Regions from separate parts of the Mus musculus genome. Here region 2 is linked to region 1. A link is a loop called in an ENCODE intact Hi-C map of the cell type or tissue named here. Cell type or tissue: heart. All regions are shown on one strand. Region 1 overlaps Ido2 (indoleamine 2,3-dioxygenase 2). Region 2 overlaps Gm30757 (a long non-coding RNA gene).

The links. Peaks named below come from ENCODE experiments on the same cell type or tissue, not always from the same donor. Only the 100,000 strongest peaks of a DNase experiment are listed, where the experiment ranks them.
Region 2: it touches region 1 in a loop (8-fold over the local background); 2 of 42 quality-filtered maps call a loop at or near these places.

What each region holds. Positions count from the first base shown.
Region 1 is chr8:24,570,796-24,575,795 of GRCm38, reverse strand. All of the region lies in intron 1 of Ido2 (indoleamine 2,3-dioxygenase 2), which reads left to right. Among named protein-coding and RNA genes, the nearest start is that of Ido2, 3.0 kb to the left of the region's middle. In heart, no CTCF peak of the experiment used is centred here; DNase peaks (open chromatin) are centred at 895, 1,385, 2,425 and 3,315; H3K27ac peaks cover 1,662 bases.
Region 2 is chr8:24,424,799-24,429,798 of GRCm38, reverse strand. It overlaps Gm30757 (a long non-coding RNA gene), which reads left to right. Exons shown (of 3, transcript XR_001778533.1): 3 at 1-361. Among named protein-coding and RNA genes, the nearest start is that of Gm30757, 3.8 kb to the left of the region's middle. In heart, no CTCF peak of the experiment used is centred here; DNase peaks (open chromatin) are centred at 38, 1,078 and 2,068; H3K27ac peaks cover 997 bases.

The sequences.
Region 1 (5,000 bases):
TGGAGTGGCCCCACTGTATATCCACTCTGCTTTGGAGACAGGTTCGCCATGCATCCCAGACCTAAGCAGCCAAAGGGCTTAGCCTTCTGTGTTGATGCAAACCAGTTTATCTTACTTGCTGGTGACAGCAGAGATAATGGGAGACCTGCAATGTTTTTAGAGCCAGTAAGAAGATTAGATGTTATCGGGAATTTCCGATACTCGTGAGGAATGTTGGAAAACAAGCAGGCCTGACTTTCAGTCCAACTGCACAGCAGTCTCTAGTATACCTGCTCTTGTTAAGTGTAGTCTGGGCTTGGGAGACATATGCCGGCAAAGTGCTAGTGGCAAAGCCCATGCTTTTGGCATCTTTTAAAAACTGACCGTACCTAAGGGAGGGTGAAGGCCACTGAGTTAAAAGTCCAGGGACCCGATGTTGCAGTCGCGGTAACTGCTGATCAGCACCAACTCACCTAGTTCCTCTCTTACTTGTGATTAAAAATATCAGGGTCTCAAACACCTATCACAGTGAGACTCTTGTTGTTTTGAAACAGAGAATATTGATTTATGTAGCCCAGGCTGGCCACTTGCCTCCACTTCCTTACTGCTGGGACCATAGCTGAACTCCCACAGCAGATCCTTTTGTGTTGAACGGTACTGGAGGGATCTAATTGAAGAGAACTAAGTTCTCCACAGAAAGATGTCAGCTACGACATCGGTCATAGACATCTGCAAGCTGTCCAGGTTAGGGGTTAGTCATTAGAACCAGGGCCAGATCTCACAGCTTGAATCAAGCCAGGCCTTCCTGCTGCTCTCTCACGGACAGTTAGGAAGCAGACTGTACTCTGACATGATAGCTTGCAGCCGACGGCTCCCGGCTCCTCTGTGCTCCTTGTCACGCAGGCCCTGCTATAAACTAAAGTGTCTGACATGACTTCCTGGTGCCTCGTAAAGTTATTAAAAGTCAGATTTCTCCTTTGTTCTCGGAATTGGTTCGAGAGCCCTCAGGGGATTTGCTGAGGGTGTGTGTGTGTGTGTGTGTGTGTGTGTGTGTGTGTGTATTCTAAGAGTGCTTCCCTAAAAGGGTCCTCTGTACTGTCAACGGATCTTTCATAGTCTCTCTCTCCCTGTCTCCCTGTCTCTCTGTCTTTCTGTCTCTCTGTCTCTCTCTGTTTCTGTCTTTCTGTCTCTGTCTGTCTGTCTGTCTGTCTATCTCTGTGTGTGTGTGTGTATTTTGAAGGTAGGAGGATCTGAGCCTGAACTACACACAGCTAGATCCTGTGACTCTGTCTCAAAACAGAGACACAATCAAACTCTCAACTAATCGAAACACCACAAGGCACACTCCATTCTGGGTGTGTGGTCTCAGTCCAGCGTATTCCCATCCTTCCAAGTTTACAGGAGAGGAAGGGCTGATGGCAGATACACCCTTGTCATTACTGGGCATGTGTCCTGAGTTTGGAAAGAGAACACTGCCAAGCAGGGGAACGAATATCAGGGCAGGCCATAGCTCTGGGGCTTTCTGGGCTGCTTTCCTCTTTGTAAATACTGGGACCAGGCAGACATACAGATAAGACACAATAGCAACATCAAGTTTCCCCCCTATTTGTTAGAAAGGTTCTATGGTATGGTGTGATGGATGGGTACCCCTTAAAAGAGGTCCCTAGTGCTGTTCACACAGAAAGGAAATATTCCCTGTCCCACCCAGCTACTCATTTATAGCCCAGTAATTTCAATATGATTCTTTCTGTTTCAATTTTCTTTCATTCAAGTGATGGTTTTCAATGTCTTTTTTGTTAAAGGAAGAGGAAGAAACCTTGACTAGGATCAGGTCCTGGCTGCTCCAAAGGTCAAGACAGACTCAGTTCGACTTCACTGGACAAACAGTCCTGCAACTTTACACTGGTTGGGAAAGAACAGTGGGTTTGGCCCAGTCCAGTGCCCTAGGGCATAGCCAAGACCTGTTCTTCTTGGGCCAAGGGCAAGTGGTAGGTGGCAGACCTTCCCCATCTCTTTCAGAAAGTCTCACTTAAGAAAACCTAGCTGGCTAGCAAGTTCAAGGGTATAAATTACCCTATCCAGCTGTTTCTATCAATTCAAAGACTTCCAATTTTTAGTGTCTCTATGGAACTTTGCTCCTCGAATCTGTAAAAATACCACAAGAATTCTTTGCTAAGACATCTGTCCTCTGTGTATATTTGGGAGGACAAGACATCTTTTTCAGATGAAGAATGTGAGGAAATCAGTTTGCAGGAGAGGAGGCAGTTAAGAGGAGGCAGCAAGAGGCTGGCCTGCAGCAGAGCTATGACCCCAAGTGCCAGGCCCACTCTGAAAATTGATTTAACACCCTTCCTAAACACAATGTGACTGCTACTTGAGTCATTTCCTCTCACAGCACTAAGGGCAGGGCAGGTTAGAGCAGTGGGTCCTGGGCTGTGGGGTGAGACCTTTAGGGGAGTTTCAACAAACAATCCAGATGCCAGAGCCCCACCCTGTTTATTCAGACTCTAGACCCAAGAGCTGTACGCTGGGAAGGCCAGATAGGGAGAACAAGCCAGAGAATGCCAGACAGGGAGCACAAGCCAGCAAAGTCAGCCGTGAAGGTGCCACGGCCAATAGAGACTCCTAAGTGCGAAAATAAATAAACTGATGACATGCCCACTCCATGCTTAAGGGGAAAGTAGATCAGAGAGGGAGAGAGAGAGAGAGAGAGAGAGGCACCCAGAGGCAGAGGCCTCTGGACGATTCCGTAGTAGATAGAGAAAGCAGACTGAAGATGGCCACCAGACTGGACATGGCCAAGGCTACCTGGGAGGAAAGGAAGAACAACAGAAGTCAGAGAATAGAGAAAACCTAGTGAGAGAAGCAGGAAGGGGTTGGGGGGGTGGATGGAGAGAAGTTAGCAATGACAGCAGGGTTCTAAGAAGAAAGAGTTGGGGAGGGGAGATCCTGTGAGCTGGAGGGAGTGGAGTGAGTGGAGGGGAAGAGCTGAGAAGGGACAGATGCTAGCAGGGGCTTTGAGATGTACAGCAGGTACTTGTGATAGGTGACTGGAGGCCACTGGTGACCACATGTCCCTTCTGCAAGAGGTAAGGGAAAACATTCCTTTAGGTAGAGGGAAACCAGTGTCACAAGTCCCTGAGGAAAGCTGGCTTTTTATCTAACCCCCAGAAATCCTCCTGTAGTCCAGGTGAAGCTCATTTCTGGACATACAGACTGCCTTTTGGAGTTTGGGGAACTGGAGTTTCCTTTGGACCTGACAGTCAGGAGACGTTGCACATGTAACGTAGGGGTAGACACAAGACTGACAGGAATGGCAATGAGAGAGGACAACCTCCAGGGAAAAACCAACATGTCCCTTCTCATTCAGAAATTCTAAGCACTTGGTTGAAGCATTGGGCCACAGCTGGAGAGAAGACCGGATAGGAAATTAATTGCCACGGACATCTGTATTTTTCAGATAAGACAAAAAGGAAGAGGTCTAACATTGTCCTGAAATATGAGGTTGCCACTGATGATCTCTGGACACATCAGACTAGTCAGATAGGGGACTTGAAACACAATGAATCCAGAGTCTGTAGTAGAGACAAAGAGGCCAGATTGCAAAATGGTTAATCTTGATCAAGGCTGGAAAATGTGTATGGAAATAAGAGAGACTGTAATATCTTAAGAATGGGGTTTGTCCTTGTGCCAGTATTAAAGAACAACAACAAAAAAAAAAAAAAAAGAAAAAGAAAAAGAAAGAAAGAAAGAAAGAGAGAAAGAAAGAAAGAGAAAAAGAAAAATGGAGGAAAGTCATGGGGAAACAGGTAATCAGGCTTGAATTAAAAAAATAAAAAAATAAAATAAAAAGTTAAAGGACTTGACTAGTCCCAGGTTTCTGCACAGATGAATTAAAAAATGAAAAGAAAAGAAAAGAAAAGAAAAGAAAAGAAAGGGAAAAAAAGAAAAAAAGAAAGGAAAAAAAAAGGAAAGAGAAAAACAAAAGACAGGAAAAGAAGGGAGGAAGGAAGAAGAGAAAGAAAGAAAGACAGACAGAAAGAGAGAGAGAAAGGAAGGAAGAAAGGAAGAGAGAAAGAAAGAAAGAAAGAAAGAAAGAAAGAAAGAAAGAAAGGAAGGAAGGAGGAAGGAAGGAAGGAAAGAAAGAAAAGAAAAGAAAAGAAAAGAAAAGAAAAGAAAAGAAATGAAAAGAAAAGAAAAGAAAAGAAAAGAAAAGAAAAGAAAAGAAAAGAAAAGAAAAGAGAGGAAGGAAGACAGAGGAAAGGGCCTGGCTGCTTGTAGGTACTGTAGCCCGGGAGATCATAGCCAGAGGCAAGGACAGCTAGGGAAATCCAGAGTGGTCATGACCGTGAACCACTTGAGGAGAGGGAAGAGAAAAGGGCAGCCCAGCCCCCAGGCTAGAGAAGTTTAGGGTTGGGGCAGGGTTTGTCAGCCAGTGGGTCTTTGTAACTCCCGAGAACTTGTAGGCGGCTTTGATATGCTAAGTAGGCACCTCAGCCTTTCCTCTTGGGTTTGAAACCCAGAAGGCCTCAGCAAGTGGGACAAGCCAAGCCCAACTTGGAAAGCAGAGTTTTAAAGGGTGAAACAACCAACCAAAAAGGTTCACTCTCTTCTAGCAAGACGCTTATGCTGCAAAGAGACTTAAGACAATCCGGGAGCAAGGACAGGACACACGCTGAGGATGGGATGCTAAATCAGCCCTGGAAAATACGTGTCTAATACAGGAGGCTCTCGCCCAAGATCTATTGGTTTCCTAGCACAGCCGTAAAATGGCTAGCTATTTTAGAACAGTAACCAGTTCTCTGAACTCCATGCCAGCCTGTCCCCAAGTTTCCAGCCCTCTGCTTCAAACACTTCTTCCAACCCTTCCACCCTCAATTTCCCAACAGTCTTCTTAAACAATTCCTTCTCCCCATTCTCCCAAGACTAGCCACTCCAAACGGTAACAACCATATCTTCCATACCAACTGCCTTCTCTTCTCCCTCTGCTAGCCCAATCCCCCCTCCTTCCCTGACTCAGC
Region 2 (5,000 bases), 150 kb after region 1:
CTAAGACAGCTGAACACTGTGTCCTGGCTTCTTCCAGTTGGAGTCCTATCACAACCTGTCGCAGCCTGGGCGTTTCATTCAGTTGAGCATGACGGAGGCAAGGAAGTTTCTCAACGAGGAAAAGGTTGTGCTGACCACAGAAGTAACTCTATATATCTTACCTTATAGGGGAAGGATTTCAGAATCAATGGAATGGCTTAGGCAGCTCCATAATCTGTGTTTAAGTAGTGTGGGAACTGGAGAGGGAAGGCTTGCTAATGTTTTACCAACCAAGCTTTGATTTTACTTTGGGGGAAATGTAATATTTGTATAATTTCTTTATAGTATATCTTATATATACACATACACACACACACACACACACACACACATATATATATATCATACTGTGTTATCCTAAATAATCATTTAGTAAGATAACTTGGTTAAAATAAATCAGTTAGTTAATTGTTGAACATTATATAGGCAAAATGGCAATTGGAATATCTGATTTTTTGGCTTAAAGCTTCTTACAGTCATGAACAAGTGTCTTTTTCTTTCACATTTGAAGATCTAGTCTAGAATGTAAATTTTTTTTTATTCCTGAAAGATATCAATGGGTCTATATCTATGGATTTCAAATCTGCTTCCTCTCACCCATCTCTTTACATTAGTTTCTTGTTTTTTGAAACAGGTGTAAAAGGATTGAGTTTTACTTTGAATTTTCGCTGTTGCTTTCAGAAAGCTCTGTGAAAACACAGGGCAAATGAGGTGCAGTGGCTGCTTGGGCCAGCCTGAGCTGTATCTGATAGAGAGCCCTGCAGCTAAGCTAAGAAAGAGCAGGATCCCAAGATTCTGGGGACTGCAGCTTGACTCGGGAAGACAATCACGCTAACACAACACACCATCTGTAATATAAAACAGTGACTCCTGATTTACTAATTAATGGGAGAAACTGAACCACTAAAAATCAGGGTGAAATAAAGTGGAGGGGAAGGGAGACGGAGAGACCTGAGGGCGTTCACCCTACCTTGGCAAGCTCTGAAGGACTTTGCACAGCAGAGCTTCCCTCCTGACCCCTGAGACATACAGACATCACATGTACCAGATCAATCCAACACGTAGTAGCTGGAGGCGAACACTACTGTGCTTAGTACAAACTCCGTGTTTGCCTGAGTGCTTTCTTCTGATCTGGGTCAGTGTCACTGTCTGCTGGCTCTCTGGTGCCTCTGTGGTCAGCTGGTAGCTGGATGACTTATGGTGACCTCTTTCAGACACTTGGTCATGATGTCTTGATTTCTACCTTTTTATTTTTTATAATTTTTAAATTTTGGTCTCAGATTAGCGTTTGGTGCTCACCCACAGCACTGCCATCTACACATCACTTGGCTTCTTCCTCCTTGTCTGGCTCATTGCTGGATCCTCTGTGAGATTAACTCCTTACCATGCATACTCTGAATAACTCACCCTACAGCTCTAGGAATCCAGGCCTTCCCCAAGAAAAGACATTAGATTAGTTGGTGAAACTCCCATCATTCATTTGGGGATTTTAAACTCACCTCATGGCTAACTGACGCAGTTCTCAACCTTCTGCCTTTATGCCTAGATCATCCTTCCATAATACGAGCATAGACTTAATGCGTGTATAGACTGAAGCAGTGTTCAGAAAGCGTCTATTAAAAAACAGGTAAAGACTTCCCTCCTGTCCTCACACATCTGTGCCAGCAGCAATGCAGTTAGCAAGTTTCAGCAGGTTTCTGAACAACTGTACTGTCTCTGTGTCGTTCTCCATATGGAAAGTGTAGGTGGTGTCACCTGACCTCCGAACTTGTTCCCTTGTTAACCTCCTGAAAAGGTTTTAAAATTAACTGCCTGTTCTGTTCTAGGGGACTGCAGGTCTGCCGCGGGGCTGGCCTAGGGGAGACAGACTGACTCAGGACAAAGAATTAATGGAAGCTCACGGCTCCTGTGAGCAGGAAATGCCTTGATAGGCCCTTTCCTCTTTTTGTTACATGAAGAACCTTGACAATAGGCTCCACCTTGGGCAGCTGCGGTGATGAGCGCAGCACATTTTCTGCGTCAGACTTGGAGTCTGCCCCGGGGAGTGCTCAGGAAGGTCCAGTTACAATGTCTGGGTCTGTCCTTGAGCTTCTCTATGCTGTGTGGAGGGTGGAGGCTGCAGCCTGAAGGCGGACGAGGAACCCTTTGGCACACGGTTCAGGAAGTCCATCTGCTGCCGTTGTTCCTCTGACCTTTTGCTAGAACCCTCCCTAAACTGGAAAGAAACTACCAGAAATAAGCTAAAGCCAAACCAAGGAAGGCTCTATCATCAAAAAACAAGTCAAATTAGCAAATACTAGGCAACTATCACTTTTTAAAAAAGTGATTAGGTATAATATCAGGACTATACAGGATGATTTATAATTTCATTTAACCTTTACAACACTCCTGGCAGGCAAGTATTGTCATCTCCATTTTGATGAGGAGGAGACCAAGGCTCACTGAGGCTCACCAGCCTTTCTGAATGAAGCCTATCTGATTTTATTAGAAAGTTCATACAAGTCAAGGATTCCATCACAAAATCTCATCACTACCCCAGACGAATCCCAAATCCTGGTATTTATCATGTTTTATTCTCCATTTCTGTATTGAGTGTCTAAGAGACTCGTAGACAGGTGGGGATAAAGGGGGCTGGCTTCAACGGTCTAGCTCCATTCTGTGTGACATTGTATGAGTTACCTGACTTGGGCCAGCCAGCCCTTCTGTGACACAAGGAACAAGACTTAAGTGGAATTTCTCTTGTTCCTATATTACAACAGAATCCATAAACGGTGTGTGGACTTTGTGGCCATTTGGGTAGCTACAATAAAACAGTAACAGGAGTGGTAAGTAGGTGTCACCAAGTACACCAAGAAAGTAGACTCCTTGTCCACTCTAGGTAGACAACGTGCAGAACAGCATGGCGGTTATTTAAAAGCTTTGCTATAGAATGACCATATGGCTCAGCAATCCAACTTTTGGTTTTGCACCCTGAGAACTGAGAGCAGAGGCTGAGCATTTGTTAGTGTGTGCATGAGTGCACATACACATACACACACACACACACACACACACACACACACACACATGCACACACATACACACACATACACACATGCACACACATGCACACACATATACACATGCACACATGCACACATATATACACATATACATACACACACACATACACACACATACACACATGCACACACATACATATACATACACACATGCACACACATGCACACACATATACACATGCACACATGCACACATATACACACATACACACATATACACACATACACACACATACACACATATACATACACACATGCACACACATACATACACATACACACATGCACACACATCAGAGGCTGAGCATTTGTTAGTGTGTGCATGAGTGCACATACACATACACACACACACACATACACACACACACACACACACACTTATTATCATACATTAGCCAAAGATAAGGGCAGTACACACATCATGGATCAATGAATTCCAAAGACTTATACATACAACTGAACTGTGATTCTGCCTTAGCATTCCGACACGCAGCAGACCTGGGTGAGTCCTGAAGATACCATACTGAGGGAAATAAGTCAACCATAAAAGGCAAACCCTGCTGTGTCCCATTGGCCTGAGTAAAGCATACAGAGGCAGGAACCTCAGTTTGGGACTGAAAGGAAGTGCAGAGGTGAATGGCTCTGGAGCTGCATTTTAGAAAGAGAAGCTTTGAAGTTAGATGACGATCGATATGAACATGATCATGCTTTGTGTCACTTAGCACTATACCTAAAAATACCTAAAACGATATTTAGAGTTACGTTAATGCAGCAGCCAAGATGCTTGCAGGGCTACAGCTGTAATCTCAGCACGGAGAGGCCGAGTCAGGATGATCTCCAGTCAGGTCAGCCAAGACTCCATAGAGAGTTAAAGGCCAGCCTGGAATACATAGTAAAATTATACCTTTAAAAATCTACTAAGTAAACAAACATAAACAAACCAACAAATAAACTATAGTTTGGAATAAAAATGAAGTTAAAATTAAGGTATGGATTTTAGTACCAATGTTTAAGAATATTTTCCTTTCTTGAAGTATTAGAGTCATGTAATTTCATAGTTATTTGGGGGAAATTTTTGAAATTTTATAGCTTCTATAGGCAAGACCTGTAAGTAAGCCATTCATCGAACTCTGCACAGAAGGGCACAGGATGTATGGCTGTGATTCTGAAACAAGACCATGGTATTGAAGTAGAGCAGATTCTAGACAGATAGATCAAAGCAATGCTAGACCAGACCAGCCAACAGGGACAAGAATGGCTACTGAAGAAGAGAGCTGTGAGAAGTCTGAGTGTCCAGAGGAGTCTGCAGAAGGTGCATGGTGGAGTGGTATGAACAACGCCACTAGGGAGTGTCAAGCTGGAGGAAGGAATATTTGGGCATGTGTGCATGTGCATGTGCATGTGCATGTATACATGTGTGAATTTGTGTGTGTGTGTGTGTGTGTGTGTGTGTGTGTGTGTGTGTGAGTGTGTGTGTGTGTGTGTGTGTGTGTGTGTGTGTGTGTGTGTGTGTGTGTGTGTGTGATGTGAGTCTGGCTGGCCTTGAACACATAAAGATTTGCCTGCCTCTGCCTCCCAAGTGCTGGGACTAAAGGAGTATGTCTCTATGCTTGGCTTAATTTGTGCTTTTAAAAGGCCATTCCAGCTTTCTTTCTACTAGAGGGTAGCAACAGCATACAGAGTGAGTCTCAAAAGTAGTTACTGTTGCTGACTAGATTGGAGATGGTAGAAATGGAGATGGACCTAGCAGTTAGATTTTAGAGATGGTTTGGGAGGCAGCATCAACAGATCTTGGAGGTGCCAGTCATTCCACAGTGCCTCTGCCACCATCCTTGGCCCACTCAGCATCCACTGGCATCCTATTCCTCCTGAGGTACACAGACCATGTGCCCTTTACCC